Regions from separate parts of the Homo sapiens genome. Here region 1 is linked to region 2. A link is a loop called in an ENCODE intact Hi-C map of the cell type or tissue named here. Cell type or tissue: chondrocyte. All regions are shown on one strand. Links, peaks and the distances in the headings refer to the core of each region. The heading gives the core; the rest is flanking DNA.

What was found. A loop is a pair of places that touch in the nucleus more often than their neighbours do. Peaks named below come from ENCODE experiments on the same cell type or tissue, not always from the same donor. Only the 100,000 strongest peaks of a DNase experiment are listed, where the experiment ranks them.
Region 1: a loop joins it to region 2, with 5 times the contacts of the local background. A loop is called at or near these places in 8 of 110 quality-filtered maps.

The regions. Positions count from the first base shown.
Region 1 is chr1:230,841,244-230,857,600 of GRCh38, reverse strand. C1orf198 (chromosome 1 open reading frame 198) reads left to right here. Exons shown (of 4, transcript NM_032800.3): 2 at 1,883-1,933; 3 at 13,705-14,247. Among named protein-coding and RNA genes, the nearest start is that of C1orf198, 19 kb to the left of the region's middle. RefSeq lists enhancers at 1,160-2,359, 5,366-8,824. In chondrocyte, for the core only: a CTCF peak has its summit at 6,207; DNase peaks (open chromatin) are centred at 6,233 and 8,073.
Region 2 is chr1:230,788,860-230,805,216 of GRCh38, reverse strand. It overlaps CAPN9 (calpain 9), which reads right to left. Exons shown (of 20, transcript NM_006615.3): 14 at 15,028-15,085; 15 at 13,289-13,353; 16 at 12,723-12,791; 17 at 12,289-12,367; 18 at 9,938-10,054; 19 at 6,997-7,055; 20 at 3,228-3,647. The coding sequence ends at 3,621. It overlaps CAPN9-AS1 (CAPN9 antisense RNA 1), which reads left to right and starts at 10,006. Exons shown (of 2, transcript XR_001738518.2): 1 at 10,006-10,104. LOC124904546 (a long non-coding RNA gene) reads left to right here. Exons shown (of 2, transcript XR_007066937.1): 2 at 3,482-3,834. In chondrocyte, for the core only: CTCF peaks have their summits at 6,920 and 7,155 (motif pointing left); no DNase peak of the experiment used is centred there.

The DNA of each region.
Region 1 (16,357 bases), core at 6,062-11,061, 51 kb before region 2:
GCCACAAATGTACCAGCCTCTACTGCACAGAGCCAAGGCACACAGCACAGCCATCAGGACACAGAACCAGATCTCTACCCTGTTGATGGCTGGCTCTTCCTCCTGGGGCCAAGAGCTGTGAAGAGCCTGTGCCCCCACATTGGGAAGTCTTGGGGGAGTGTGAGTGTTGGGAGCGGGTGATTGTGGGGGAAAATCAACCTGTGAAAGGATCCGGGCTTGTGCAGAGTTTGTTTATTCACATATTCTCAAAGAGTGAGTAAGCGTCCGCTACGGGCAGTCGCTGAGTCTTCCGGGCACTTGGGATAGAGAAGCGGACAAAGGCCCTGCTGTGTTGCCCCTGTCATCTAGGGTTGGCCGTGCTTGGGCTGTGCTGGGGAGTCATCACACACTTCCTTCCCTGTCCCCGCTTCTTGGGAATAGGCCTTCAGCTGCCCAGACCCTGGCATGCCTTCGTTATTTGAGTTCAAAGACTGACCTCCCACTGGCTGTTCATGTTAGGAGGCGTCTGCACAGAGAACGCACACTCGGGGTCTGGAAGGCTGAATGTGTACACTTATGTGTTGGTGAGGCACTCCCCCTGCGTGGGCCCTGGCATTTGCCCCCAGTGTCTGAGGCTAAGCTAGGGTGGCGGAGGCTCTGTCAAAAGCTGAAAGAAGAGGGTCTGTGGGCAGAACTGGTTTGCCCTGTAGAGGAGAGGGAAGCCAGACCCTTGACTTAGGGGCGCAGAGTCGGTGTACCTATGGGTGGGAAGAAGACAGTTATCCAGGGATACTTACGGAAGGACATAAATCACCTGGAGTTTTGGGGAGATATGGATATGATCTCCGTTTAAAATATTTTATCCCATTTTAGCCTGTATCACCCAATGTGTCCTGATTTTTTGTTCTGAAAATATGCTCCCAGTAGAAGCAGTCAGACATGGTGCACACCTGTAGTCCCAGCTGCTCTGGACACCCAAGGCAGGAGCATCCCTTGAGCCCAGGAGTTTGCGTCCAGCCTGGCCAACATACTGGGACCCCATCTCTTAAAACAAACCAACAAACAAACAAAAGTTACCCAATCGAAGCTGGACACAGATGAGACATTTGCTAGCACAGGAATAACTGCGGGTAGAGGGTGGGATATAAGGAAAGGTGGCTTCCCCAAGTCATTTGTGCAGGCCAGTGAACAAAACATACTGGATCCAAGGTCAAATTCGTAGTGATTGTTCTATAGGGCTCTTTCTGTCCTGTTCTGTTTGGTGGGGGTGGGGAGTGATTTCAGAGTTCTTGTTATAATTAGTCACATGGATTACATTGGCGTTTTTCTTCATTGATTCTGCTGATCCATGCCCTCGAGCTCTCTGGTAGGCCTGTTGGGGAGGAGGGGAGCTCCTGTATTGGCATTGACTGGCAGATTATGGCTTGGCGTTCTTTTCCCAGATTACCTCATTTAATCCTTACAACAGCCCTGCAAGGGAAGTATCATTTTGCTTTTACAAATGAGAAAACTGAGGCTCAAAAAGGCTGAGTCATCTTCCCATGGCCACACAGCTAATCATTGTTCAGGGCTGAGTCTGTGCCTGATTCTGCTGAGACCATCAAGCCCTCATCCACTCCTACTCATCTCATCTGTCTGAGTCCATTGGGGGGCCTCACCGGCATTCCCTGTTGTCTGTTTGGCTGGGGAGGGGAGTGTCTGGCAGCCTCAGCGGGAAAGATGAGGGAGCAATCTGATCAAGACGGTCAGCGCATTATATTGAGAGTGTCAAAGCATCAGGCTTGTTTAGAGCCAGGAGTTGGGATTATTCCTAAGTTTTGGTTCCCCCACGGTCCTGGGTGGATATTTGCATGGGGTATGTCTGGGTTTGAATTTCAGACTTATTCTCGATTTTTTATTTCAGGATCTAACTTGGCAAGATGAGCACTCTGCCCCTTTCTCCTGGGAAACAAAGGTAAGTTGGATTAAATTTAGATCTATTTGTTCTTTTAAAAAGAACTGAGTAGTTGTATATTTTTCTTTCAGCATTTGATGGACTCAGAAGACAGCCCCCTGACTGCCAGGCTGCAGGGGATGTGTCCATTGTTGGTAGAAAAGGAGGGGATGGGAGGAGCATGGTGAGGAATTAGGAAACTATTGTGTGTGGTTTGGTGATAGTGAGTTCAAAGTAGTAGTGCTTTCTGCCAGGGTCCAATGACGCCCCATGATGCCCATTGTCTAGGACTCCCGGCCAGCTTGGTTAAGGGGGCCAGCCCTCTTGGGGGCCCTGTCTCTGCTCATACCTCTGGTTCCCAGCACTTAGCACCTTGATGGGAGATGCCCCATAAGACAAAGCTTTGAGCAAATGGGAGGTGACGAGCTGATTGATAGACATAGACATCCATTTAGCTAATTCATCCCAACGTGGATCACTAATTCTGTCTCCCAGTCATTCTTCTTCTCATCATTATCATCATCATCACCAGAGTTGCTTAAGAGCATCAAGCTTCACTGATTTTAATTCATTTTCCCCATCTCCTAAGTTGCCCCAGTAGAAGTACATTCATAAGCAAAATGACTAAAAGACAGGTGTCTTTAACCCAAGGGACAGAAATAAAAGACCAAGATTTTCTGAATTCTGGAACATTTGGTGATGTGTGTTGGAGGGTTCTTTACGTCATGAGAGTGTGTTACAGACAGAGACGGTGGTGAGCCTGGAATAGGGCTCGGACTGCTGGGCAGATCAGGGTTTTTAAATACTGATACCTCAAGGCACTTGTTTTTTGGTTTTTCACTTGTCCACATCATTGCTGATCAGAGCCCTCATCCCAGCAGGAGACCTATGAGGAGGGTGGGCCAGAGTGGTTCATGAAGGACCCTGAGAGGCCCTCATGTTGGCGACTGTGTCTTAAAATGAAATATTGCCCAAGGGTTCAGATGGACACAAGGACAGCTGACACTGTTCTTGGCACACAGACAGTATTTAGTAAGCTATTGCCGATTGCCCTGGGTGAAGTGAGCTGGCCTCAGGGCGTGGGAGCGTGGGACAATTGAGATGAGTGTTAGAGTTAAGAGGTGGTTTTGGGGAAGGCATGGCATTAATGTAGTCTCCCTAGGGATCGGGTACGGGTTGCAGGGGTGACCAGCACTGTCTTGGGAGAGAGCACAAGATGTTAAGGAGCCGCCTGCAATTGGAATAGCTTCTAAATCCAACACTGGATCCTGTGTCTACTGACATTGCAAAGGAAGTCATAAGTGGGTAAAAAGTGCATCATTACATTGATTCTTAGCCAGGGCCCTCAATATTCCTCTTCTATGGGCTCCCAAAATGGGTAATTGTGAGAAGTACTAATCCTATAGATGATATCTAGTGGTAATAGCCAGATAGATTCTCTGTGTGTTGGAAATGAGCAGCCTTGGGTATGGTGACCCAGAAAGCAGTGCAGATTTTCCTGGACTGGGTCTATATTTGAAGATATCATAGTGATAAAGGCAAAGGAAAGTAAAAAATAGTTAAAGTGTCCTAAGACCTAAGCTCATCATGTTCCCCACGAGAACATCTGTTCTCTTAAGAATTTAGCTTGTTAAATGTTCCTGAATCAGCTATTTGTGGGACAGGACATTTCATCTTTTATTAACTTGGCATAAATGACATTCTGGGACAAGGTGGTGCAGCTCCTGGAGTGGCCACTGATACAAGCACAGCTGCTGGGGCCAGAGTGGGAAACAGGTGCCTGGCGAAGATCTCGAGAAAAAAGAGAGCAAGTACAGTCCACTTGAATCACACTTGTGCTGAGAGGCTCATTGTCCACAGATGCCAGCATATCTGGTCCCTTAGGAACCAGTGTAAGTTGAGGAAGCTTGCTAAAATCTGGTTAATATGTGTCACCCATCAGAAATTGCATCCTTTTAGTAAAGTGTAGTCTTCATAGCTCAGAGTTGGCAGTTTCATTTCATACTCCTGTTAGATTAGAGTTCCAGTTTGTTTCACAAACTGTTGGGCTCACTCTGTGTCCTCACCTTCCTGTTTGATCTCTCGAGGTCAGACTTACTATAGTTTACTATTAGAAACGTCTAGGGGCAAAATAGAGCGTATCTCAGAGAGCAAGGGAGCTGTCCCTTCCTCCTTCTTCACTAGGCAGTGCCGAGTTTTAAAAAGCCCATCACTCATTCCTCCTTTGTCTTAACCCTGGAGTGCCCTGCCATCCTGCTTGAAGAGATTTGCCAAACTCTTCTTAGGACTTAAAGGCTTATAAGATCTTCATTGGAGAGCCACAAACAGGAGGTGGCTTTAGTGAAGGTAGGACCCCCTAATCTCCAATTGCAGGACTGGAGGGAGACTTGGACCCCATTTCTTGTTACCTCTCAACTGATGCCTTCCTCACTCTATCAGTTCTCTATAGATGCATAACAAACTTAATGGCTTGAAGCAGCATTTTATGTGCTCATGATTGTGTGGGTCAATGATCGGAGCAGGGCTCAGCTGGACTGTTCTTCCGTTGGCCTTGCCTGGGATCACTTATGTGTCATCTGATCGCCTGATGGGAGCTGGGTGCTCTGAGAACCTTGCTCACGTGTCTGGTTGGTGCTGGCTGTTAGCTGGGCCACATGTCTCCAGCAAGCCAGCCTGGACTTCTTCACACAGAGGTGGAGAGATCCGTGTGCGGGAACGGAAGCCTACGAGGACTCTTTTGAAGCTTAGGCTGGGCAATTGCATAGTATCACTTCTGCTCTGTTCTGCTGGTCAAATCAAGGCACAAGCTGGGCCAGATTCAATGTTTGAGGAAAGAGATTGCACCTCTTGATAGAAGAGCTGCAGAGAGTTTGCACCCATTTTAAATCTAAGATTGTATGATGTCATTCATTCCTTGGTTAACCTTGGCCATTTCTTTCCATTTTTAATTAATCACTCATTGATTTTTTTAAGTTTTATTTTTAATTGTGGCAAAATACACACAACATAAAATTTTCCATCTTAATCATGTTTATGTGTATAGTCTGGTGGCATTCAGTACATTCACATTTTTGTGTAAACATCACCATCATCCATCTCGAGAACTCTTTTTAAAAATTATTACTTTTTAATTGACAAATGAAAAATTGTGTATATTTATGATGTACAACAAGATGTTTTGATACGTGTGTACATTGTGGAATGATTAAGTCAAGCTAATCCACACCTCCAGAACTCATCTTGCAAGACTGAAACTCTGTTCCCATTAAAGAATGACTGCCCCCCACTCTCACTAGCCCATGGCAGCCACCATCTATTTTCTGTCTCTGAAATCATTCATTGATTTTTTTTTTCCAGTAGATATTTATTGTATACCCCGTTTATGTCAGACATTATGCTGCAGGCCCAGAGTTGAGCATATGCCACTTCTGTGCTCGAACAACAGCTCAGTGAGTGGACAGCTGTGTTTGGTGGCAAATCTCACTCAGCACAAAAGCTATAGCCACCGAGTCACTCCAGTCATTTTCTCCATACGTTTAACCCAAATTTGTACACATGTTGGGTAGATGTAACCTCATGCCCTTCTTCAGCTATTCAGTTCAACAGACATTTAGTGGATGCCAGCAGAGTGCCCAGCTCTGACTTCTCCATCCCCTGACGAATCTACCTACACAAGGGTAAGCCTGACCCAAGGTCATGGCCATGGGCAGAGTTAAGAATCGCAGGGATTTTTGGTTTCTCACCCAACTGCTGCACCTCTGTATGGGTTCCTTTCTCTTGGCCAGCCCATGACCATTCCACCTCCACAGAATGAGCTGCGGTTGTGCTTGGGACCTGTGGTCGCTGCCCCCATGCAACGCAGCTTTGATCAGGAGAGCTCGCTGCAGCCTCACAGTAGCAGCTGTGCACCCACCTGGTTTTCCAGCCTGTCCACCCTGCCTCGGTTGCCTCCTCTGAGGCTGATCGTGGCTGTGGTGCCTCTGTTACCCAGACTTCTTCCATCACAGAAGGGAGGCCTGCCTGTCCCAGAAGGGTGGGGGTGGTCGTGATTGTCATCTTTTCCACTCATCTATCAGCTTGGCAGGCGTGCCAGGGGAGAGGGGGCCAGTGGGGACCTAATGTTGCATTCCTGTCTCATGCTACTGCTGTTTCGAGAGGAAAAAACTCAGCACTTAGAAGGCTCCAGACAGGAGGAGGCAGGGAGTGGAGAGAGGATTCTTTACATTCCCCAGGCGGTCTGGGCTGGAGAATTCAGAGGAGAAAATGCCTTTGGGGCAGGTCAGGCCCTGCTTCAAAGTTGGCTGGGCTCTTGGGACCCCATCCCCAGCCTTGGTTGGCTGGGCTCTTGGTTGGCTGGGCGTTGTGACCCTGTCCCCAGCCTTGCCCCTCCCCCAAGCTGTCTGGCTGCTTCTCCTTTCTGGCTACCCCCTTCCTTCACCTGATGTCCAGCTGCCTATTAGGGCAGTAAGTAGGTTGGGCTGGGGATCGGTTCCTTGATTTCATGGGTATCAAAAGATCTTGGGGGGCTAATATAGATCATTCCCAGAGTAGGGAAGCCTTCCAGACGCCTCCTTGGGAAGATACATAAGCATTTATGAGCACAGGCCCTTCCTCTGTGCTGTGCCCATGATAGGGATGTGTGTGTACTCTGAATTCTTTCACCCTTGGGAGGCTGGTGTCCCTGTTCACGCTGTGGGTCAGGACACCGGGATGCAGGGGGTCAGGTGCCTGGCAGGTCGAGTGGGCGGAGAGCAATTGGAGCTCAGGTCTATCTGTGACTTTCGGGGCTTTGCTGCCCATGGTGGGACAGAAGGGCTGTTCCAGCAGGATGTTCCTGGACATAGAGGATTCATTGGCTCTGCTCAATGGTTCCTCCTCACTACCAGTCACGGGGCTTCTGAGAGGCAGGACACCATGGGGCTGCATCCACCCACCCGCAACTTGGTCTCTGTGCTTCTCACCGAGACCCCCATCTCTGCCCAGCAGTCCCCTCCCTCCCTCCTGCCCTTCCTCTGGGCTGTGCCTCACCCCTTCCTGAGACAACAGCAGACCCCTGTGTGCCCCTGCTCTTGGCCTTTCCCTGCTCTCCATGTGTGTGGGACGATGCGTCACTCGCTCAGCCCTGCCCTCAGCCCTGCACTGCCATCCCACAGGCTCTGTTCTCACCCACCTCAGGGACCATGTTCTCTTGGACCTCAGTGTTTTGCTCCGTCCCCTGACCCCTATCCACCTGAGAAGGCCCCACTTGCCCTCCAGACTCAGCACAAATCCTCTTTTAACAGTTGTCCCAATCAGGAATCTCACCACGTGCCGGGTCTGTGCTGAGCACCCTCCCTGCATTGCAGAGTGTAATCCTCACAGCAACCCACCTTACAGATGAGGAAACTATGGCATAAAGTGAAGATGTGAACCAGGCAGTCCTAAGCCCAGTGCTGGGCTCTTAAGCCCTATGCAGCTTCCAGAGTTACCCTCTTCCCTGTTACCGTTAGGAAGCACTGTGATAGAGGAAAAATGGGGATCATGCTGATGAATTCCTTGTTGGTGCGTCTTTGTCCCTGTGAGATGATGAGCCCAGAATGGCAGACACAATTATTTGTCCCTTAACCTTGACAACCCTGGGGACTGGTGCACCTCTGCACCCATTTCCTGTTGGGCCTCAGCTGAGTTCTCCCTGGCTGGTGTTTTTTGCCTTAGAGGCTGACGGGGTGGATGTTTGTTTGCTTACGTTCACGCCCCGTCTCTTTGGGCCCCTGGGTTTGTCCCTGTCAGCTGCCACTTCTACTAAATTTGTGATTCTAAAGGTTTTTAGTATCCTCCTGCTCATCTTCCTCCTCTTCCCTCTTTGGAGGGGAGGTGGGAAGAATAGATGTTAAGTGGTTGGTGAATGTATTAGGATTTGCTCCAGTAAATGATGATCTTTTCTGACAAGGCTTCTGTAGCCTTTGTCTCAACAATTTAGATCTGTCCGAGGCTGCCAAGCCAAACAGTTAGTTTTGGCAGCCTGCACTCGTCTTTTACTGAAATATTACACATTCCTCTTCAGTGAGTGGGACGTTAAAAATAGACACTGGGCTCGGTTGTGGTCCTTCTGTTTTTAGAACAGACATGGCCAACTGAGACCCAGTTCCCCGCATGGGGTGACTGACGCCCAGCCCTGGCCTGGCTGGAGGGAGTCCTCCCAGCAGAGCCTCCGTGGGCACTTGGGACATTGAGGCTGGGCTGTCAGTGTTGCCGTCAGGAGGGACGGCTTCCTTGTGGACTCTCCTATCTCCCCTGTCTCAAAGACTATAGAAGACCACTAAGTTGCATCCCCAAACCCCGGCTTTCTGTCTGTGGCCAGCGCCCATGAGTTGGCGTCCCATGGCCCATGGGTTCCTCCCCTTCATGAGCCTCATCCTCCCGCCAGCCCTGGCTCCCTGTTGCTCAGTGCCGTGGGAGAGGGCTGGCATGACCTCCTTTCTCAAGAGCCCAGCTCTTTTTCCACACCTGTAGAAAATGGACTTTTGTTCTAGGAAAGTCTAGGCTGTGCCCTGGACTGGAAGAGATGGGGAGTGGCCAACAGTGTGGAGTCACCGAAGCAAAAAGCAGTAAAACTTACTTTGAAATGGCAAAAGGGGCTCTGCCTTCCTATGGTCTGCATGTCGGTGTGTCTTTGAAAATGAGCTTGGAGCCACTTTTCGCTCTGTCCTGGTGCTGTGTGCACACATACCAGTACAGGTCCCCCCTGGGTAGAATGAGGTCCCTGGGCAGGATGGGCTGCAGTTCCTGAGAGATGGGCTTGATCTCCCCTGGGCCCCCACCTGGCCCTGCTAGAGTCTGTTTTTATTATAGTTCCTGGAGTTTTTAGAGCTGAGCAGAGTCGGATCTAGACAGGAAAAAAGATTCTTCCCCTACCCCAAAAGGTTTGTGTTTAGAAATTCTAGATGACAAACCCTTTTCCTTTGGGGAAAGCAGTGGGGAAGAGGCCTAGCACCCAGCAGGGTGATGGACAAGGGCAGGTTTTTTTTCGATATACAATATTTTGAAATATTGATAGGGTACATGTGATATTTTGTGAAATCAGAGACTGTATGTTCAAGTTAGGGTATTTGGGGTGTCCATCACTTCGAGTATTTTTAATTTCTATGTGTTGGGAACATTTTACATCCTCTCTTATAGCTATTGCAAAATACACAACACACTTAACTGGAGTCACCCCGCTCTGCTGTTGAACACTAGAGCAAACACTTACTCCTTCTATCTCATTAGCCAACCTCTCTTCATCCCCTTCCTACCCACACACCCTTCCCAGCCTGCAGTATCTATTTCTTCTACTCCCTGCCTTCATGAGATCATCAGGGCTGTTTTGTTAAAGGAGATTGTAGTTATACGTTATTTGCAAAATTATGAACAGCATACACATACATAGGGAAAAAGACTTAGAACTTTTTTCTTTGTTAAGTTCTTGTCTTCCCCATAGTCACCTCCAGACCCCCTAAACTAGGTAGCTGCTTCTGCCAGCAAAGCCCTCTTCTCTAGCCAGATGACACCCTCCTCTGAAGAGCTGTTGCCAGGTCTCCAGGTCTCCTGTTACCCAAGCAGGGCTGGGAGTGACCTCTGTCATTCTGTTTGAGGAGGTCACACCCAGCTAAGTGCTGCCCGGTTCCCTTCCGCAGCGCCCCTGAAGCAGCCCAGGAACCACTGTGACTGGCGTTTCCCCCCAGCATCCCTGGCTCTGCCCACTGCTGCCCTCCACGTACACAGGAAGTTCTGTCTCACCTTCTAGAGGCTTCTTAGCAGGGACACCCATGGTAGAAATTGCTGATCCTAAAAAAGCCTGGGGTTTGATGAAGTGCTCAGTTTTAAGTGCCTTCCTTACACTACAATTTCCAGATCAAAGTCAACTTTGTCCCCTGAGTTGGGCCCCACTTCTGAGCCATTTTTAGTGATTTGCCTATTTCAAGAAACTATCATCTCTATCCCACAGTCTTTCTGTATTCTGTTGTGGAATTTGGAAATATGCAGAGTATTCAGAATGCACCACTCAGAAACAGTCCTTTAAAATCAAATTAGATCACACACATACATAAAGAAATCCCACTGTGTCCATTGCTCCCGGCAGCTTCCATGGATGTCATACCTGGTGGCCACCTGTTGTTTTGCAATGCAGGGATGCCCAGCCATGGATTCAGGCTTAGAATCTCTCAATCCAGGTTGAAATCCCAGCTGCACAATCTCCTAATGGGCTAGTGACCCTAGGACAATTTAATTCATCACTCCGATTCTCCATTTTCTCATTTGTAGAATGAAAATAATAATAATTTAGAAACAACAGTCCTGATACATCAGGCACACTGAGTAATCTACATTGTCTTTAACCAGAGAACCAATGCTTTGATGGCTGTTTCTTTTTTTTCTTTTTTTTTTTTTTGAGACAGAGTCTCATTCTGTTGCCCAGGCTGGAGTGCAGTGGCGCGATCTCGGCTCACTGCAACCTCTGCCTCCTGAGTTCAAGCGATTCTCCTGCCTCAGCCTCCTGAGTGGCTGGGATTACAGGCATGCGTCGCCATGCCCGGCTGATTTTTTTTTTTTTTTTTTTTTTTTTTTGAGACGGAGTCTCGCTCTGTCGCCCAGGCTGGAGTGCAGTGGCGGGATTTCGGCTCACTGCAAGCTTCGCCTCCCGGGTTCACGCCATTCTCCTGCCTCAGCCTCCCAAGTAGCTGGGACTACAGGCGCCCGCCACCGCGCCCGGCTAATTTTTTGTATTTTTAGTAGAGACGGGGTTTCACCGTTTTAGCCGGGATGGTCTCGATCTCCTGACCTCGTGATCCGCCCGCCTCGGCCTCCCAAAGTGCTGGGATTACAGGCGTGAGCCACCGCGCCCGGCCGCCTGGCTGATTTTTATATTTTTAGTAGAGACGGGGTTTCACCACGTTGGTCAGACTGGTCTCAAACTTCTGACCTCGTGATCTGCCCGCTTCAGCCTTCCAAAGTGCTGGGATTACAGGCGTGAGCCACCGCGTCCAGCCCATGGGTTTTATTTCCTGTAACACTGAGCTTCAGGGCAGCCTAGGCGTGCGTTTTAAACTTGAATTCTTCATGGCCTCGTGATCTCATCTCCCAAGGCTGGAGGGAAGACATCTAGCCGTCGGAAGCTGGACTTTTAGAAATCTCAGACTCAGAGAGCATGTGCCGCTCTCTATGTATAGGACCTGCACTTCACACAGGAAAAGTAGTATTTCCATCCTTGCCCTGACAAATATGCACCTGCCCATTGGCGAGAATCCTGGGAGAGTGCTGCTGTCTGCAGAAACTTAAAGGACTGAACAGACCATTGATTATGTGAAAGACTGTGCATGAAAGGCATGAAGAACCATGTTTTGTATCTTAAGTTAGCACAGGGAGTTTTAAATTATTATACTCAGTGACTAAAAATGCTACTCTGATGTACATCTGGTGGCATTAGAAATTGGGGCAGCTGCTAGAAAGCAGATTTGATAGTATGCATCCAAAACCATAAAAAGGAAAGGTTTAAATTGTTTGTATTTTGATATTTCACTTCTAGAAATCTGTCTAAAGAAATTAACCCAAAATGGGGAAAAGATTGTATGCATGAAGATGTTTATGGCAACCTTAATTATAACAACAAGGCTTAGAAATAGCAAATTGTCTGTTAATAAGAAAACGGTTAAGTAGGTGGTGTGACAGCTACTGAAATATTTTTACAACCATTAAAAATAATGATTATCATGACCATACAGCAACATGGATGATGCTTATGATTAAGTGAAAAAGCAATACCCCAAATCACATGCCCAACAGAACTACAGCCTCATAAAACACATATATGAAAATGGTTACATAGAAATAACAAAAAGCAGTAGTGATTATGGGAGGAGGGAAGGGTTGTGACTGATTCTTTTTCTTTTTTCTATTTCCCAAACTTTCTGTCATGTAGTTTTATTACTTTTATTTATTTATTTTTAATGTATATTTTCTTTGTTCTTTTCTTTTCTTTTATTTTTTGAAATGGAGTTTCATTCTTGTTGCCCAGGCTGGAGTGCAATGACGTGATCTTGGCTCACCGCAACCTCCACTTCCCGGGTTCAAGCGATTCTCCTGCCTCAGCCTTCCTGAGTAGATGGGATTACAGGCTCCTGCCACCACGCCTGGCTAATTTTGTATTTTTATTAGAGAGGGGGTTTCTCCATGTTGGTCAGGCTGCTCTGAAACTCCTGACCTCAGATGATCCGCCTGCCTCGCCTCCCAAAATGCTGGGATTACAGGCGTGAGCCATCGTGCCTGGCCTATTTTTAGTATATTTTTTGAGACAGGGTCTTGCTCTGTTGCCCAGGCTGGAATGCAGTGATGCAATCGTGGCTCACTGCAGCCTTGACCTCCCAGGCTCAAGCAATCCTCCCACCTCAGCATATTGAGTAGCTGGGGACCACAGGCGTGTGTCATCATGCCTGGCCTTTTTTTTTTTTTTTTTTAATTTTTTTAATTTTTAGTAGAGAAGGGGTCTCACTTGTTGCCCAGGCTGGTCTCAAACTGGGCTCAAGCGATTTTCTATCCTTAGCCTCCCAAAGTGCTAGGATTATAGGCGTGAGCCACCACATCTGGCGTATTAATTTATTTTAGAAAGAGGCAGGGAAATATGAGGGAGTAGAAATGGTGAGGGAAGAGAGAAGTCTTCAGAATTGATTTTAGAAATGATTGAGATTACAAATTGCTTGTTCTGCAGAGCTTGGAAGACAACATTCTACTCCAAAGAGGAGGTTTAGGTTGCCATGTAATGATTTTGTTGGTCAAAACAGCTCAGCAGTGTCATTTTTAGAGATCACTGTGGTTAGCAGCATCCAGATCAAGGAAAGCATTTTGTGGGTGCTCAGATGTGGGGCATAGGCTGTGATGGGTGCCAGGCCCTGCCCTGCCCTCTGGGTGTTTGTGATCTGAGGCTGGGTTCTGACCCTGGCTGCGATGTGGCCTTTTGTTGCAGTGTGCACCTTTCCTCGTTATCCTCCCAATGAGGGTCGTCACCTGCCAGGAAGGTGCTAGAACCACACTGGAGGAGACAGGAGGGTGCCCTGTTTACCAGGCAGAGAGCCCTTACTCATCGGTAATACTCAGATATCTTGAGCTGCATGTAGCATAGTGCATGAGGGAGTGTATCAGTGTGTTCTTGTGTTGTTTTAAAGAAATACCTGAGACTGGGTAATTTATAAAGAGAGGAGGTTTAATTGGCTCACGGTTCTGCGGGCTGCACAGGAAACATGGCATCGGCATCTGCTTGGCTTCTGGGGAGGCCTCAGGGGGCTGTGGCTCATGGTGGAAGGCGGAGGAGAGCAGGTATCTCACATGGCAGAGCAGGAGCAAGAGGGAGAGAGTCAGGGGGAGGTGCCACACCCTTTTAAACGACCAGATCTCATGAGGACTCACTATCATGAAGACAGCACCAAGCCATGAAGTCACCATCATGAAGACAACATCCGCCCCTGTGATCCAGACACCTCCCACGAGGCCTCACCTCCAGCACTGGGGATTACAGTTCGACATGAGATTTGGGAGGGGACCACCACCCACACTCTGTCACCCGGCCTTGGCATTTAAGCTTCTGATGCATTTCAGGTGTGCGATGGGAGTCCTGACCATACCCACCACTCAGGACAGACAGTTCCAGCACATGGGCAACAACTCGTGTGTGGCTGGTGTGCGTCCTTATGCTGAGGAGGGGTGCGTGAGCTGGCACACTTGTGACGGTCGATTCTCAGGATCTCTTTCTTTTTTCTGTCCTTTCTCATGTCCCACCCTAGAGTCAGATGGAGTTCAGTATCTCCGCCCTATCCATCCAGGAGCCGAGCAACGGCACCGCCGCCAGCGAGCCCAGACCACTGTCCAAAGCTTCCCAGGGCTCCCAGGCCCTCAAGTCCTCCCAAGGCAGCAGGTCCTCCAGCCTGGACGCCCTGGGCCCCACCAGGAAGGAGGAGGAAGCGTCATTCTGGAAGATCAATGCTGAGCGGTCCCGAGGGGAGGGGCCTGAGGCCGAGTTCCAGTCGCTGACCCCTAGCCAGATCAAGTCCATGGAGAAGGGGGAAAAGGTCTTGCCTCCCTGCTACCGGCAGGAACCTGCCCCGAAGGACAGGGAGGCCAAGGTGGAAAGGCCCAGCACCCTCCGTCAGGAGCAGCGTCCTCTTCCCAACGTGAGCACCGAACGTGAGAGACCCCAGCCTGTCCAGGCCTTCAGCAGTGCACTGCACGAGGCTGCCCCCTCCCAGCTCGAGGGGAAGCTGCCATCTCCTGATGTCAGGCAGGACGATGGGGAAGACACCCTGTTCTCGGAACCCAAGTTTGCACAGGTGAGTGGCCTTTACCAGCGCGTCCTCAGATGGGATGGTGCCTTATTCCACGGGAACCGAGAGGGTCCCCCACAAAGCAGGCAGGCCACAGGTGCCCATGCTCTTTTTCTTCTCCTTCCCCTGCCTCTTCCTCAGAGGATGCCTAGGCTCAGGGTGCTGAGCCACCAACAAATATGCAACAAGACAAGTTTTGCGAGTCCATCTGGGTGCCCTAATTTGTTTACCAGTCAGGGTTCCGTGGCCCACTGCGCTTTCCCCAGTGCGCGGGCTGCTATCAGAAGAGGCCCCTGGAAGGCGCTGCGCCCAGGGCTGTCACAGCTCAAAGCTGTGTTGGGCCTTCTTTTTGGGAGCTGTCCATAGAGGCAATGGTCTGTTCTTTAGGACTGGTCTGGATTTGGGCCAGGGGAGCTGCCTGTTGGCAAAGCAGGCAGGCACACTTGAGAGGCCTCACTGGGTCTTGCCCCTCTGTGGGCCTCGCTGGGCTCCTGGCTGCCTTGCTGAGGAGTGAGCCCAGGATGCAGTTGCCTCCATGGTAGCCTCACCCATCCTCCTCTGGCCCTTGAGACTCCTTGGTTCTTGTGGGTCACTCTTTTTTTTTTTAATTTTTATTTTTTAAATTTTTTATTTCCATAGGTTTTGGGTGGTATTTGGTGACATAAGTTCTTTAGTGGTGATGTGTGAGATTTTGGTGCACCCATCACCCGAGCAGTGGACACTGAACCCAATTTGTAGTTTTTTATCCCTCACCCACCTCCCACTCTTTCCCCGAGTCCCCAAAGTCCATTGTGTCATTCTTATGCCTTTGCATCCTCATAGCTTAGCTCCCACTTATGAGTGAGAACATATGATGTTTGATTTTCCATTCCTGAGTTACTTCACTTAGAATAATAGTCTCCAATTACATCCAGGTCGCTGCAGATGCCATTAATTCATTCCTTTTTTGGCTGAGTAGTATTCCATCGTATATATATACCACAGTTTCTTTATCCACTCATTGATTGGTGGGCATTTGGGCTGGTTCCATATACTGAATTTTAAAAGTTTTTATTATGGTAAAATATACAAACATTTACCATTTTAACCATTTTACAGTATAAATTTGGTGGCATTTCAGTACATTCTCAATGCTGTGTAACCATCACTACCATCCATCTCCAGAACTCCTTTCATCCTGCAGAACTAAAGCTCTGGACCCGTTCAACACTAACTTCTCATTCATCCCTCCCCGCAAGCTCCTGGCAACCACCATTCCACTTTCTGTGTCTGTGAATTTGACTCCTCTAGGTACCTCATATAAGTAGCACCATATAGTATTTACCCTTTTGTGACTGACTTACTTTACTTAATGTGACGTCTTCAAGGCTCATTCATGTTGTAGCAAGTGTAGAATTGCCTTCTAAGGCTAATATTCCATCGTGTGGTTAGACCACATTTTGTGTATCCACTCATCCATCGACAGACACTTGGGTTGCTTCCACCTTCTGGCTATTGTTGTCTGTTAGGAATAGTGCTGCTGTGAACGTGTATGTACAAATAAGTCTTCCAGCCCCTGCTTTCCCTTCTCCTGGGTGCATACCCAGATGTAGAATTGCTGGATCACATGGTGGTTCTATTTCTACTTTTTTGAAGAACCTGCATACTGTTCGCCACAGCAGCTGCGTCATTTTACATTCCCATCAATGTGGGTTCGCGTTTCTCCACTCCCTTGCAACACTTGTTATTTTCTGTGTCTTTGCTGGTGCCATGCGAAGGGGTATGAGGTGGTGTCTCACCGTGGTTTAGACTTGCCTGTCCATGATCGTGAATGATGTTGAGCCTCATTTCATGTGCTTATTGGCCATCTGTGTATCTTCTTTGGAGAAATGTCCAATGGTCCCTTGCCCATTTTTAAATTTTTGGTTATTTTGTTGTTGAGTTGAGATCATCACTGATAACATTGAATGTCCCCCAGAGCAGGTTTCCAGTACTTCCACACCTCCCTCGGCAGATGGCTGCACGTGCTGTCCTCCCGAGGAGGGAGGATCCAGCGGTGCTAGTACCTTCTGCCCACCTCGGCTCCACATCAGTGCTCTAGCCTGTCCTCTTCGTGTTTCTGCACCTTCTTAAGCTA
Region 2 (16,357 bases), core at 4,634-9,633:
CGGCTTTTGTGCTAAACATTTTTTTTAAGTATTCTGCTTTGATTCCTCTGCTATCTTACTGTATTTTTGAGTTATTTTCTTAGTGGTTGCTCTGTAGATTACAATCTGCATCTTAATTTATAACCATCTAATATCTAATATCATTACCTGAGGTAATACTGACTTAATTCTAAGAAAATATAGAAATATTGCTACAATACTTTGTTTCTTCCTCTCTCCTTTATAATATATCTCTCTATTGTTATAAATCCAACAACATAGTACAATAATTAATGCTTTATATAATCTAATGTCTTCAAACAAAATTAGAATGGAAGATAACACGTTTATATAGTCTTTTACATTTACCCACAGATATCCTTTTGAGTGCTCTTCATTTCTTTCTACAGATCCACAGTCTCATCTAGTTTTATTTCCTTTCACCCTGAAATACATCCTTTAATATTTTTCCAGTGGCAGGTCAGCTAATAATGAATTCTCTCAGTCTTTGTTTAACTGGGAATATCTTTATTGTGCTTTCATTTTTGCAGTTCTAGTGGAAAAACAGAATTCTTGATTGAAAGATTTTTCCTTTGGCACTTGGAATGTCATTCTACTGCCTTCTGTCGTCTGTCATTTCTGATGAGAAGTCAGTTGCTAATTGCATTGTTCCCTGTTCATGATGAGTCATTTTTCTCAAGCTGCTTTTCAGATTTTCTCTTTTTTTCCCAACAGTTTGACTTTGATGTGTCTAGGTGTGTATCTCTTTGTATTTCATGTGATTTTGGTGTGAAGCAGTAGCGTTAGATAGCTTGTGTATACTATTGTTTAATTAATTTATTTTTATTTTTATTTTTGAGAAAGTCTCGTTCTGTCACCCAGGCTGGAGTGCAGTGGCACGATCTCGGCTCACTGCAACCTCCGCCTCCTGGGTTCAAGCAATTATCCTGCTTCAGCCTCCCTAGTAGCTGTGATTACAGGCATGCACCACCACACCCAGTTATTTTGTTTTCTCTCTCTCTTTTTTTTTTTGTATTTTTTATTTTTTTGAGATGGAGTCTTGCTCTGTCCCTCAGGCTGGAGAGCAGTGGCACGATCTTGGCTCACTGCAACCTCCACCTCCTGGGTTCAAGCGATTCTTCTGCCTCAGCCTCCTGAGTAGCTGGGACTACAGGCACGCACCACTACACCCAGCTGATTTTTGTATTTTTAGCAGAGATGGGGTTTCACCACATTGACCAGGCTGGTCACGAACTCCTGACCTCGTGATCTGCTCGCCTTGACCTCTGAAAGTGCTGGGATTACAGGCGTGAGCCACCATGCCCAGCCACTGTTTAATTTAAAGGTAGTAGGGCACGAATATTTTGGTGCCAAGACCTAAAGCATATATTATGCAGGTGGTGATAGACATAATGTGAATGGCCATAAATCGCAATTTTCCTAGGACAGCTCCAGTTTACATCTATTGTCCTGGTGTAATAACTAATATTATTCCTTTCACACTCAAAAGCTGTTGGTTTGAATTATAAGCTACAAAATCACTTTAATTATAGTTAATCAAACTCATGCATGTGAAACATCTTCCTTTGTTTCTGGGTGTCAGTATCAGACCATGTAATTCAGAAACAAATAGAAGCTAAATTCATACACTTTTTTTTGTTCTCAACTCATGATCATATAATAGTCTGTAGAGCTCTATTGAACTCTCCTTCAAGACTGGTTCTATAATTCTTGGATTCTTGCAATGAAGAACAGAGGTAAACCGAAAGCATGTGATAGTATGTAACTCTTTTAGACATTTAAGAAAACACTGGTTCACAACAGTGGGCCTTAGTTGCACTGAGGGCCTGTTATGTGTCAAGTACTGTGCCTGGCACCTTCTACTTACAATTTCATTTATTCATCATAAGATCTCAGTGAGGCAGAAATTACCATCCTTGTGAGTGGAGGAAACTAAGTCTCAGAGAGTTTAATAACTTTCCCAGGGACATATGGATGGAAAGAAAACAGGACGCCCAGTTCATAAACTTCATTTCCTGGGTACCTTTCAAGCAGAGGAAAAATCAGTGAGAGACAGTTATGTGCTCCTGGACATAAAGGCCTAAAGGCACCCTGTGGGAGTGACACTAGACAAAGAAGCTCATATGGTGAGTCCCCTTCCAAGTTTTACCTGTGAGCAGGGCTAGTGTTCACGACATCTAACAAACAATATGGCAGCAGTGTGCATCGATGAGAGTGGGCACAGGCCGAGCACAGGAGATGGCATGTCTGGGGTTGTACTGGCGTGCCCCAGCACAGAGCCTTGGTCCTAAGCCTGCTCCTGAGAGAGGGCTCTTGTCCTGCATCCACTGCTGCGTGAACCCAGGGAAGGGCTGGAAGGTAAAGGAGAAGATCATGGTACCTTGGCCACGATCAGGGACAGGGTTCTGATGAAGCTCCACTTCTTTTTTTTTTGAGACTGAGTCTCGCTCTTGTCGCCAGGCTGCAACCTCTGCCTCCTGGGTTCAAGTGATTCTCCTGCCTCGGCATCCTGAGTAGCTGGGATTACAGGCACCCGCCACCACGCCCAGCTAATTTTTGTATTTTTAGTAGAGATTGGGTTTTGCCATGTTGGCCAGGCTGGTCTTGAACTCCTGACCTCAGGTGATCCTCCCACCTTGGCCTCACAAAGTGCTGGGATTACAGGTGTAAGCCACCATGCTCAGCCTCCACTTCTAACTTGATCTTCATCCCAGCCATTCTCCCTCTTTCCCTCTCGGTATCTCCCGCTCCCATCCTCCACCTCATCTGCCACAAGTGTACCAGTAAGAATGTGGGGCTTGGCATGTATTGAGCCAGTATCTTCTCATGTTACCTCCCATTATTCTAGTTCAGTGGATACTCCTGTTCAGCACTAGTGAGCTATAATGAGGATTCTCGGGTCTGTTTTCCCCCATCATGTTGGGGATGAGTAAGATCAAACCTCACCAGAATCTGGACTCCTTGAGAAGAAATAATATCATTCAGCTTTTCTGACCCAAAGTCTTCAGACACAAAGAATGTCTGGACTGGATAGTGACTGTTTTAGTTACCACCTCTCGTAGGAGGAGGTAGAGATTGTCACCTTGATCCACTCTTATCGGAGATCCACTCTTGTCCAATTATCGGAACTACCTGATGTCTTCCCTGATAAGGAAGCACACTTATGATGCAGAAATGCTAAATTATGACCTCACTCCTTTTCCTCCTCATCTTATTCCACATACACATTTATAAAAACATGTTTTATAAAGGATGTCTGATCACAATGACTGGAGCTACATGGAAGTCAGGATTCTGTGCGTTAGAACTCTGAGTAATTCTTAATGGAAGGAAATAAGGAAAGTAGAGTGTGGGAAAGCTAGTGATGCCTGAACCTGGATGTAAGGCACAGGTGGCGCCATCAGCCCCCTTAAGGCAGTGACTTTACAAAGGAGTAGCACAAAATCAGAGAGTGTAGCTGAGTTCATTTCATTCTTCCCAGATCAAGATGAAGGGAGAAGGCCGGACGATGAGAGGGGAGTGAACCCTGGGCGTAATGGTTCCACACCAAGAGAAGTTCTGAAGGTCAAGGTCCAGAAGCCAAGATTCAGCTGGGCAGGCTGCATCTCTACAAGGCAGCCTCAGATGTTCATTGTCAAATGGATGAACTGGGAAGAGAGAGAGAGAGATGAGGGGTCGTTGTCCTTCCATGTCCCTTCCAGCCTCAGCCTCAGGAGTGGCCCCAGTTTGCTGATATCACAGGAGATCTGCTATTTGATCATTTTGCCTGCCAACTTGGATGTCTGTCTCAGCAGGAAACCATTTAAAGAAAATAAATGAATTCTCAGCACTTGACATTTTCTGGAGGACCTGAGTCCTTTCCAAGTGAGCTCATATCAAGCACAGTTGGTAAGACAGAGACGGGAAAATGTGCTTTCTCCCTGTTAAGAGGACAGCCTCGCTGAAGCATCTTGGGCAGGGCAGTATTAAGTGACTTTTCCTTGTTGATGAGGGGTCCTCTCACCTTTGGGAGAGAGGTGGCCCTCCACCCTGGAGGGGCTGCAGGAAGTGGAAGCAGGTTCCATAGCTGGGGGGTGTTACAAGTGAGCTGAAGGAGAAGTAGCATGGAATTCCTCCTCATTTTCTCTCCCGAGTCCACCCTGCCTCCTCCTTCCCAACAGCTTGTTTATTACAGCATGGTGACTTGGGGCAACGTGATTATATGAGATGGTTTTTTTCTCCCTTCTCTGTCCTCCTTCCTGGGCACAGTGTATATAGTATGAGAGCTACTGTAATGAAAGGTGCACAGGCCTTTTTAGGAAAGTGATTGCAGGTGAGGCCAACTCAGCCAGGAAAATCTCCTGTTGCTTCCTAGGATGGGTCAGGGGAAAAGGAGAGGGACTTTAAAACATGGATACTTCAGACCTGGCTGCACACTGGACTCACCAAGGGGATTAAAGAAAAACAATGCTTGGGCCTCACCTCCAGAGATTCAGATTTAATTGATCTAGGGAGTGGCTGGGGTATCAGGATTTTTAAATCTCCCCAGGTGATGCTAACATGCAGCCAGATGTAAAGATGGTAGGTTTAGAGGGAGAGAATGCAATGGTTTTCACTGTTGTACTGCAGGGTGATGATATGGGGCAGGGCAGGAGCCTATTCCAGCCCCTACACCTGTGGACACTTGCGTTAGAGGTGTCCACACTTCTACCTTGAAGCTGCAGCACTGGAATACTTCCTCCACACTGCTGGTGCTCTGGAGCCTTTGACTAGCCAGGGGGCCGCTGAGTAACAAACCTTCCCACTGTCTCCTTCCACCATGGACCAGGGGCAGCCATCACACTTCCTCATGTTTTTTAGTGACATTACTTATCATTTACCTTAAAGTAAATGATAAATAAAGGTGGACCTAGGGGTCTCTCTTGTTTTTCCTTTCTTTCTTTCTTTCTTTCTTTCTTTCTTTCTTTCTTTCTTTCTTTCTTTCTTTCTTTCTTTCTTTCTTTCTTCTTTCTTTCTTATTTTTCTTTCTTTTCTTTCTTTTCCTTCTTTCCTTCTTTCTTTTGATGGAGTCTCACTCTGTCGCCCAGGCTGGAGTGCAGTGGCACAATCTTGGCTCACTGTAAGCTCCACCTCCCGGGTTCATGCCATTCTCCTGCCTCAGCCTCCCGAGTAGCTGGGACTACAGGCGCCCGCCACCATGCCAGGCTAATTTTTTGTATTTTTAGTAGAGATGGGGTTTCACCGTGTTAGCCAGGATGGTCTCGATCTCCTGACCTCGTGATTCACCCGCCTCAGCCTCCCAGAGTGCTGGGATTACAAATTCCTTTCTTTTTTAAGAGACAGGGTCTTGCTATCACTCTCTTCCAGGCTGGAGTGCAGTGGCGAGATCATAGCTCACTGCATGCTCAAACCCCTGGCCTCAAGCAATCCTCCCGCCTAGGCCTCCCAAATAGCTGGGACTGCAGGTGCACACCACCATGCCCAGCTTCCTCTTATTTTCATAAAAGAATAATTTGTGTGTGCACATCTTTCTTTGGAATCTTGGATTGATCAAAGGAGGTATAGTTATTACATGTGTCCTACATGCTGAAGTTGAAAGACAAAACTAGAGAAGAAAAATGCCTAGTTTCTGTGGGAGTGATTATAACAAAATAGCTAATATTTTTGAGATACTATTTATGAAGTAATCAATTAAGCCATTACAATAATTCTGTGAGCTAAGTACCAATAGTATCCCCATTTGGCTCACCGTAATAATACGTAATTGGCTCAATGAAATAATAATGCGTCCAGGGATCTGAGATACACACTTGAGAAAATTAGTGGTGAGTCAACATAATTGCCAAATTATATGATATTATTATAAAGCAAAGCTTTGGGTGTAATATTAAGGCCTATGTCTCTTTCTGTAAATGGTTAAACTGAGGCACCGAGCAGCCTGCTTAATCGAAATCAGAGCACAAAAGAGGGGAGGAGGTACAATCCTCTAAAACACATACTGTCATCAACCTCTTCATCTTGAAATATTCAATTAAATGTTATCCAAACCCAAAGTTACTAATGAATTTGGAAATGAGCTGGCTGTGACTGTGAGTATGGAAATTGGTGGAGAGGAGAAACTCCAGAGACTGGGGAGGAGCCACAGGCTGCCTGGCTTCAGAGTTGTTAGGTAGAAGAGAAAGCAGACCTGGAAAGAAAGATACAGGGAGGGAAAGAAGGAAAAGGGAGATAAAAATTACAGAACCATTGAAGGAAACTGCTCCACAGTTTCCCCTCTGCCTTTGGGCAGGAGAATGTCTCAAGAGCGTTCCCAAGCTTCATGTGCACAGGAATCAGTGGGGTCCTGTGAAAGACGACTTCCATTCAGCAGGTCTGGGGCAGGGCCTGGCACTCTGCATTTCCAACGCTCTCTCCTAAGTGATGCCTATGCTGCTGCTGGCCCATGGACCTCCCTGTGAGCAGATGGGTCCACTGGGATCCTCTGGGGAGAGGGTGATTGAAACCCCCTGGAATCCTTCTCCCATACCTCTGACACTCAGACCCATGGTCTCCCACCCCCGTCATTGCTACAATGGCCCCGGTAACTGGCCAGTTTTGTACTTATTGGAGTCTGGGGGAGTGTCATGGGAACCACGGGACAACATGAGCAAGGGAGAGTGAGCAAACTGGCAGCTGGAAGGCAGGCAGGCTAAGTTACCCAAATGACAGAAGGAAGAGAAGGACAAGAAGGCAGAGTCTGCTCACTCACTCAAGTCAAGGTGATTAATCTCTCTATGCCTCAGTTTCCACCCTGCAAAATGGGGATACTATTGGTACTTAGCTCACAGAATTATTGTAATGGCTTAATTGATTACTTGATAAATAGTATCTCAAAAATATTAGCTATTTTGTTATAATCACTCCCACAGCTAGATGTCAGCCCTTGCATGAAATCAAGCATTCGGCAAACATCTATGCAGCGTGGACTCTGCTGGGCCCCAGCTGGGTCCCTGAGCAGAGGGTCTGGATTGGCCATACCTCATTTATATTGAGATGAATGAACTCCTTGTTCTTTGTACTGAGAGCCTGGAACACCCCTGATAGGAGAGAAGGGGGAAAGGCATCCTTTTAAAGACAATTCCTTTACCAAGTTTGTTTCCCAGCGACCAAAGGGCCTTCCAGTGGAGCCTGTGGGGAAGCTGCTCCATCTGGTGGTAAACAAGGACTTTCATCAAGGGCGGCGATGGGACTCTCATCAAGGGCGGGCTGAAGGTGAACTTCTCTGAACGGATGGAGGCATCCAGTCCTGTAGCAAGCCAGTGGTCACCTAAGCCAGTCAGCCGGCCAGCAGCTCCTGGAGCCAAAGCAACGCCCCTATCTTAACCTTCTGGGGGGTACAGGGCCCTTGAAATCCATAGGCCCCAGAAAAAAAGCACACGCACGTAAAGTTTTGCATGAATCTGAAAGTTGTTAGTCTCGCCCTTGTAGGAAGGTGCCGTGGGTGCTGTCAGAGGACAGAGTGGCACAGGAGAGCGTGCCAGCACTGAGCTGGGGGCTGGGTCTACCGCATGGTGTAGTGACCTGAGTGCACCTGAGCAAGTCACTGCCCTCTTGGGGCCTCAGCCTCCTCACCTTCAGAAGACGAGGTCGAGCCAATCAGCCCTGGCTTCACTTGAGAATCTCTCGGGTAGCTTTAATAATACAACCCAAAGCGGGGTGGGGGACCATCACTGGACACAAGAAATGGAAGAGACCCAACAACCAAACATGGTGACTGGGTCTTGTGTGGATCCTGAGTCAACCAAGCAACTGTAAAAAGGTGGCCTGGAAGACTTGGGCATGAACCGGGCACTAGAGAATGTTGAGGGTTTGCTGAGAATTTCGTTAGGTGTGCAAATGGTATGAAGATGATGCTAAAAACAAGTCTATCAGCTGGAGATACTCAGATGAATGGACAGAGTTTCTGAGATCTGCTATTAAATTATTTAGGGGGAAAATGTATGTGTTGCGGGAGCACAAGGGAAAAGTTAGCAAGATGGTAATTGTTGAGGTTGGGTGTAAAGGTCTGGAAACACCTGGCGAATTTGCGTAACTCCCAATGCTGTGTGCCACCCCTGAGATTCTAACAGAATTGGTCAACTGTGCAGCCTGGTCATCAGCATTTCTTTAGGCACCCCTGGAGATTGTAATGTACAGCGAAGTTTGAGAAGTGCTGATGTGGAGTGCATGGGAACCTATTATGATTCTTTATATCTAACTGGAGGGTTGACATTCTTACAATAAAAAGTTAAAATAATACTGCAGCAAAGCTCCATCCTTGGTAATTCTAAAAGTTCTCCAGGCAAATCTAATGTGAGGATGCCAGAGTGGATGGTGTTAAGCCTAAAGGGTCTTCACCCTAATATTCCTCTACTATAAGAAAAGCTGAGGCACTCCCACCCCCCGTTCTGGGAAGGATTACACCTGGGTGGTTTAGAAAGGGAAAGAGCAATGGAGAGAAGAGAAACTAGCAAATCTCATTATTTCTAGGGTCAGCTCTGACCACCCTGTAAGTCTAATAACGGATTCTGTTTCAGGAGGGGTCTTTCTAGAATGCACCTCTCACTAGCTACCAGTAACCCCTTAGGGAAAGCCGGCTTCCTGGCTTGATATACTAGACCCTTTGGGGCCTGCTGGTCTGTCTCTGATTTTCTCTCATCATTCCTTAATCAACACATACTCATTGATTGTCCAGAAATTACGGCTCTCCTGGAGCTTAGAGTCTAGAGGGGCTGTGCTTCAGGCAAGTAATTAGTGTTCTATTACCAAAGAAGCAGAGGGAGCTATCATGCTGATAACCAAGGGTCACAGCCCTCACCTTTTTATTTTAATTTAATTTAATTTTATTATTTATTTATTTATTTATTTATTTATTTATTTATTTATTTATATTTTTGAGATGGAGTCTCCCACTGTTGCCCAGGCTGGAGTGCAGTGGCAAACCTCAGCTCACTGCAACCTCCACCTCCCAGGTTCAAGGGGTTCTCCTGCCTCAGCCTCCCGAGTAGCTGGGATTACAGGTGCATACCACCACATTTGACTAATTTTTTGTATTTTTAGTAGAGACAAAGTTTCGCTATGAGCTGGTCTCGAGCTCCTGACCTCACGATCCAACTGCCTCAACCTCCCAAAGTGCTGGGATTACAGGCGTGAGCCACTGTGCCCAGCCCCCTGCCTTTTTTTTTTTTTTAATCAAGTATTCATACCTCGAAGTGGCCTATGGAACATAGATTAGAAAATACCAAGCAGGACAAAATGGAAATGCGGGGCCCCCTGCTCCTAAGTTGTGAAGACTTTCAAGATGGAAACGCCAGAACATTAAACCAAGCACGAGGCACCCTTGAGGGCACGGGTCCTTTGGCACCTGCACACAGGGCATGTCCTCATAGCCACTCCAGTACTGAGTTACAGGCCCTGGACATGCTTCACTCAGCCTCACCTTCAAAACCACCTTTGAGGGGCAGGATGGCTATGACAATAAACTGCAAACACTGAAGCGCACGGGCACATAATCCCTCTCTATTTGTGGTGTAACAAATCTTATTTGAGATAACTGGGTCAATGTCTAGGGCTTACAGGGCGGGGAAGGGGGGAGGAAGGGGGACTGAGACTCTCCTGTTTCTATATGCTATGATGGGATTTGACCTGCAATTGAACCTTTCCTCAAACACAAGGCACAAACCTGCCCCAGCCCATCATCCTCCCACAGAGGCACTGTGAATGTATAAAGAAAGGCGATGCTAAGAAACGTGCTGCAGGGGAGGCTGGCACATTCTGCTCCTTAGCTAACCGCACAGGCCCATGGGTCCACACACATCAGACCATGGCTCTCTGTGGTCTATCTTTGCCATTACTTTAACCAGGCTGTTTCTCATGCGCTCATGGAGGGTGACTGAAGATGCCACCCCGAGGTGCACCCTCAGCCTCGCTGGACACTTACGGCTCGCATTCTCCAGCCGGACCAGGCAGTTGAGGAAGTCATCGAAGTCCAGCTGGAGCTCCTCATCCGCATACCTGAGCACAATCAGCTGCAGGAGGTGGCTGCTCAGCTGAAAGCCTGTGGGGACAAAGGAGGAGACCCAGGACTCGCTGTATCCGAGCCCCGAGGTGAGTCTGCACCTTTGAGGGAGCTCCCAGGCAGCTGAGGAGAGGGCTCAGAAGAGGAAGCCACTGTTTCACTCCTCAAAGCTGGGGTCCCCAGACCCAGTGGGACTGCTGCCCTTGGTGTGAATGCAGCGTGAGAGTGTGAATCTGTGGTGCAGGGGCGAGTGTGCGGGGGACTCTCAGGCGTGCTTTCTGTGTTTAATGGCTTCTGAGTTTAGCGAGTTTGTGATCTTAATTTTGATGCTAACATCACCCATAGAGTCTCGCTGACTTTACAGGAAGCTTTGTTTGGGGGAACTTAACACTGGGTGGTGTCTGAGCCCCAAGTTCATTCCTACACCAGCCTCCCCTCGCGTTCTATGTCTCAGGTCACTTCCAGCTGTGGCCCTAGAAAGTTTCTTGGAGGGGATGCTGCTGCCCACGGAGAATGATACTCTGCCAGGGCCCATTCCTACACATCCACGATGGGGGAAGAATGACAGGCTATAGCCAGGAGGCTTGGATCTGAGCCCTGGCACTGCTCCAGCCGTGGCATATGGGTTCAGTTCTCTGGGCTTTGGTTTCCTCATTGTCAAATGAGGAGTTTAGACAAAGTGAACTTCCTTCTGGATTTGATATTTAGATTTTTTTTTTTGAGATGGAGTTTCACTCTTGTTGCCCAGGCTGGAGTGCAGTGGTGCAATCTCGGCTCAGTGCAACTTCTGCCTTCTGATTTCAAGTGATTCTTCTGCTGCAGCCTCCTGAGTAGCTGGGACTACAGGCACCTGCCACCACAACTGGTTAATTTTGTATTTTTAGTAGAGGCGGGGTTTCATCATGTTGGCCAGGCTGATCTCAAACTCCTGACCTCATGATCCACCCACCTAGGCCTCCCAAAGTGCTAGCATTACAGGTGTGAGCCACCACACCTGGCCAGTGCTTTGATTTCTAATTAGTGCCCTTAGAAGTGATTTCTTTCCCCCTTTCATTTTTGTCTACATGTTCACTTTCTAGGAGGTGTTCACAGGATTGTTCAGAAATCCACCCAGGGTCTTTCTGCTTCTTCCTAATTCCAGCAGAGGAGCAGGCAGGTCAGACACAGAGCACAGAGTCCCTGGAGCCTGCACGGCAGTGCTGGCTGCCAGCCTTGGCCAGAATCCTGATGTTTGGGGCTAGAGGAGGGGGATGAGGGGCGATTCTCCCCACACCACGTCAGGGTAGGAAAGACACAGCCATGCCCCTCCTCTCTGAGTGCTCCCTTTGTCCCCTGCTCAGTTCCTCCTCCTACCATGGAAACAGAGTCATCATCCCCTAAGAAAATCAGGCGCCCCTTCTCAGCCTGGCACTTTGCTCATTTATAAATCATCTGATTTTCTTCTCCCTCACATAGGACCCGAGATGGTCCTGGCTGTGTATACTTCATCCTTTTATCAGGCCTGAGCCTGGACATGTTTCCAGATTTTGCTTTCCCTGGGAGAGAACCACTTTAAAAGGTTCAGGAGGCCCCTATCTGTGAGGTGTGCTTGGTGAGAAGCGCAGGCAGCCCGGCAGGCGGGAGGTCTGCAGAGCGCTCGTGGAAACTACGGTTGTGTGTGCAGGACATGGGACCACAGAGATGCCGACAGCCATCCAGCACCGGACAAGAGTGGGAAATGCCACCTGGAGCCCAGCCTTTGGGTAAGGGAGCAGGGTATAAACTATGATGCAGTCATCCATTTTGGATTCAGAGTCTGATGCTGATAAAACCCGGGACAGGGCCACAGGTGGCAGAGGGACGTGCGGACCCCAAACCATGGGTGCTGCATGCTCTGTCTCATCCACGATAACAACCATCTGAGAGCAGAAATGAGAAGTTTGGAATCACTGCAGCTTGCCACCAAAGAGCCATGTGTTAAGTACTGGGCCAGAAAACATGGTCAGAGGCTATGAGGCCTCCAGAGGGCAGGCCAAGTTCATTTTTAGCAGATACATTTAAAAAGTTTCTACCAATGTTCACAGTGGTTTAAAATGAGGGCCCTGGTGTCAGGAAGTGAGTCCTGGGTCTGAACCCTGGTGCCACCACTCCAAGGGCCGTGACCTTAAGAATCACCAACTGGGCTCAGAGGCCCACCTCCTGGGCAGCAGAGAGAAGACCTGCCATCTGCTCAGGTTGCCCACAGGCAGTACCTGGCATGCAGTCAGCCACCTGTACTCCAGTCTTTTCTTTACCTGCAGCTTTCAGTGCAGTCCGTAGTTCATAGGTAGACATGGTGCCGGACTTGTCAGCATCAAACCGAAGGAAAAGGTTCTAAAGGGTGGAGAGCAGAAGCCTTGAGAAGGAGCGTGCCTGAAAGGCATCGCTGATGGCAGTAAATGGGTGACAGCCAGCCCGGGGGAGCTACCCTCTAGGGGCCGCAGAGGCCACAGTTGGACTGGGCCTTCCAAAAGAAGTCGGTCTCCCTTTTGTCTTCCTTTTCGTCTTGGGTGGAAGCACGGTGGTACTCCCGTAAGCATCGGAATAGCATGATGCTGTTTTCCCTTCTCCCCTGTCCGAATACAATTCCTCTAGCCTATAGCCTGCAGCCTGCTGCACCATTTTAAATCCCCTCTGCTCTAGGTTCACTGGGTCCCCCAGAGGCCAAGCCCTGCTCCAGGTTACATACAATCCACTGCTTCAGCTTGTCCCAGAACACTTTGAATTCATCAAACTCCAGCTTCCCATTGCCGCTGGTCTGTGCCATGTGGGTTAAGGGAGACATGAGCAGTGTTTCAACCTGAGGCTCCTCGTGGGACCTCAGCTCTGGGACTGCAGAGGGGGAGGGCCGATGGGCTGGCCTGGGTGCACAGGTTTGGGGCCCTGGGGAAGTGGTTTTAATGATTAAACCACAAATCTCTGAAGAGGGGAAACGGCAGAAGTGGAATGGGGGTGGTCCCGGAAAGTTCACAAAAACAGAACTCTGTTCCCTTGGATGGGATCCCAAAGTGGCAAGAAGACCCCCAAGTCCCTTCAAAAGCTCCCCACCCCCACCACTAGGCAGTCTTGTGCATCTTGATTCTGATCCAATTTCAGCATGGGGGTCCCCCAGCTTTGGGTTATTTTCTGTGAAGAAGACTATTCTGCTGGCTAAGGATGTCATGTTCTTGGAGAGTCTGCACTATTGAAGATTACTCTACTGTGCTTAAAGCCCAGGATCCATGTCTATTTCTGCTCAAATATTTGGAAGGATACGTCCATCAGGGAAATGATGTTTTTACAGGAGATCAGGCTTAGCTTCTTGAATTTGATGTCCTTTTCTGAAATTGCACATGAAAGCTGAATTCAGTTGACCCGATAAGATAAACCTATGTACCCATCTGCTGAAAGCCCAATAATGTGGCTAAATCCAGGGCTGTTGGGGGCTGTGATGTGGCTACTCTCTTATGATGCTGGTAGGAGTAGAAGTTAACATGACCTTTCAGAAGGAAAATTGGCTAAATGTGAAAAAAGCAATAAAAGTGGGAATACGCCTTCATCCATTTATTCTAGTTCTAAGAACCCCGAGCAAAGAATAACATATGAAGATTTTTGTCATCATATTATTTATAGTGGCAAAAATTTGGAAGTGAAATAATGACCAATAGAGAGGCATGGTCAATACCTTAGGCTATGTCTATATAATGAAGTATTATACGACCCTTAGGAATCATGTTTTTGCAGCATATTTAATGGCAGGATTTAAATTTGTTGGAGAAATTTGTACTCCCATACTGCTGCTGGTGAAAATGTGAAATAGTCACTTTAGAAAACAGTTGGATAGTTTTTAAAAACATTAAACATAGAGTTAAGCAATCCTCTTAACTAAACATATAATTAAGAGGATGGTTATGCCACCATGTAACCATAGACTGTTGCATTGTGATGGAACCATCCTCATAACTATATACCCAGGAGAAGTAAAAACACATGCCCACCCAAAAAACTTGTATAGGAGTGTTTACAGTTGCATTATTCATAATGACCAAAAACCGGTAACAACCCACGTGGCCACCAATAGATGAATGAATAAACAGAACAGGGCCCATCCATACGATGGAATGTTGTCTGGCTGTAAGAAGGAATGAGACATTGATACATGCTACAGCATGGATGGACCTGGAAAACATCACACCATGTGAGAAAAGCCAGTCAGAAAGGACCACATATTGTATGATTCCTTTTTTTCCCCCTGAAACGGAGTATTGCTCTGTTGCCCAGCCTGGAGTGCAACGGTGTGATCTTGGTTCACTGCAAACTCCACCTCCCAGGTTTAAGCAATTCTCCTGCCACAGCTTCCCGAGCAGCTGGGATTACAGGTGCCCACAACCACACCTGGCTGATTGTGTGTGTGTGTGTTTATTTTTAGTAGAGATGGGGTTTCACCATGTTGACCAGGCTGGTCTTGAACTCCTGACCTAGGTGATCCGCCTGTCTCGGCCTCCCAAAGTGCTGGGATTACAGGCGTGAGCCACCGCACCCGGCCTATGATTCCTTTTATATAAAATATTCAGAATATGTAAATAGAATCTATAGAGAAAGTAGATGAGTGGTTGCCTGGGGCTGGGGGAAATGGGTACAGGGTTAACACTGTTAATGGGTAAAGGGTTTCTTGTTGGAGTGATGAAACATTCTAACATTATATGTCTACGCATATGACACACATGTACATACATGCAGATACACATATGTTAAGAGTGGTTATTTATGGTGGTGAGATCATTTGTGACTATCTTTGTCATTAGGCTTTTCTGCATTTTTAAGAATTTTCTACTATAAACCTGCATCGTTTTTGGAATCAGGAAAACAAACAATGAAAGCTATTTTTAAAGTCTACCTACAAATCAGCCCTGGGAAGCAGATCTGCGGCTCGGAGGAGCAGGGAGGGGACCCAGGCAGTGTGGTCGCTTGTCCCTCCATAGGTGCCCCAGGACCCCGATGGGGTTGGCACTTACTCTTTTGCAGCACAGCATTTAAAACATACTCAAGTTCCTCTGCTGTCACCTCCATGTCCTGTTGAAGTGGAGACAATTGTTTGTTATAGCCCTTGGCACCTTCTTTTATAGTTTATTTTTGTTTTAAATCAGTTCTGAGCTTCATTTGGCTCCAGTGACAGACCAGCCTTCAGGACCCTGCTGTGGGCAGATGTACCTATCTCCTGTGTAGCTGCAGCTATGTGTCTCATATGTCACATGTTTTAGGGACATGCCAGCCCAACTAGGAGAGAGCCTAACTTGAGAGACATCCCAACCCAGGAAAGCGCATGAAAAGCTGGGCAGGGCAAGGCAGTGGTTTCCCAGCTTCCCTGAGGGTCAGAACCAACTCCTGGAATTGTCCTAAGCTCCTCAGATGATTCCTATGTTGGAGGCAGTTTGGGAAAACCAGACTGAGTCTTCCTCTGTACAGTAGAACCACCTGCAGAGCTTTAAAATAGTCCCGCATCTGGGGCTTACCCCAGGGAATCTTGAAATCAGAGGACCTGAGAATATGGTCCTATTTTTAAGACCTAGGAGTTGATTTAGAATTAAGAATAAGGGTGAATTTCAGAATCATGGATCTAAGGCACTCCAGGAAATCTCAGCAGCCCCCACCCCAGAAGCTGGTTAGAAATGGAGAGTCTCAGACCTTGCCCTGAGACTCAGGCTTTTTTTTTTTTTTTTTTTTTTTTTTTGATACAGGGTCTTGCTCTGTCATCCAGATTGGAGTATTAGTGGTGTGACCACAGCTGACTGCAGCCTCAATTTCCCATGCTCAAGCAATCCTCCTACCTCAGCCTCCCAAGTAGCTGGGACTATAGGCATGCACCACCATGCTGGGCTGATTATTTTTGCAGAGATGGGCTCTCCCTATGTTGCCCAGGATGCTCTTGACCTATTGATGAGGAATCTGTGTTTTTTTTCCCAGGATGCCCAGGTGACTTTATGCACATGTGTGTTTGAGTAGCACTGACATAGACCTCATTTTAGTCAGGGTTTTGCGCTAGCCGTGTGTTATGCTGTGGAGTGCTTCTAACACATGTCCGTCCTGAAGCCTCTGGGCCTGGGGAATGGGGGTTTGGGATGTTTGGTGTTGGTAAGAAAGCACTGCCCCAGCCAGGCCCCCACTGAAAGAGGAGGAAAGAGAAATGGAGCCATGTGCCCAAGTCATCCAACTACTTGGAAGAAAAGCAGGACATGAGTCAAGGAGGGCTGAACTCTAGAGGTACTTTTTGGTTGTTAATAAAGGTCGACTGAAACTCCTGCAACATTCACCGCTTCCCTTCCAAACTCTGGATCTCCATCTGAC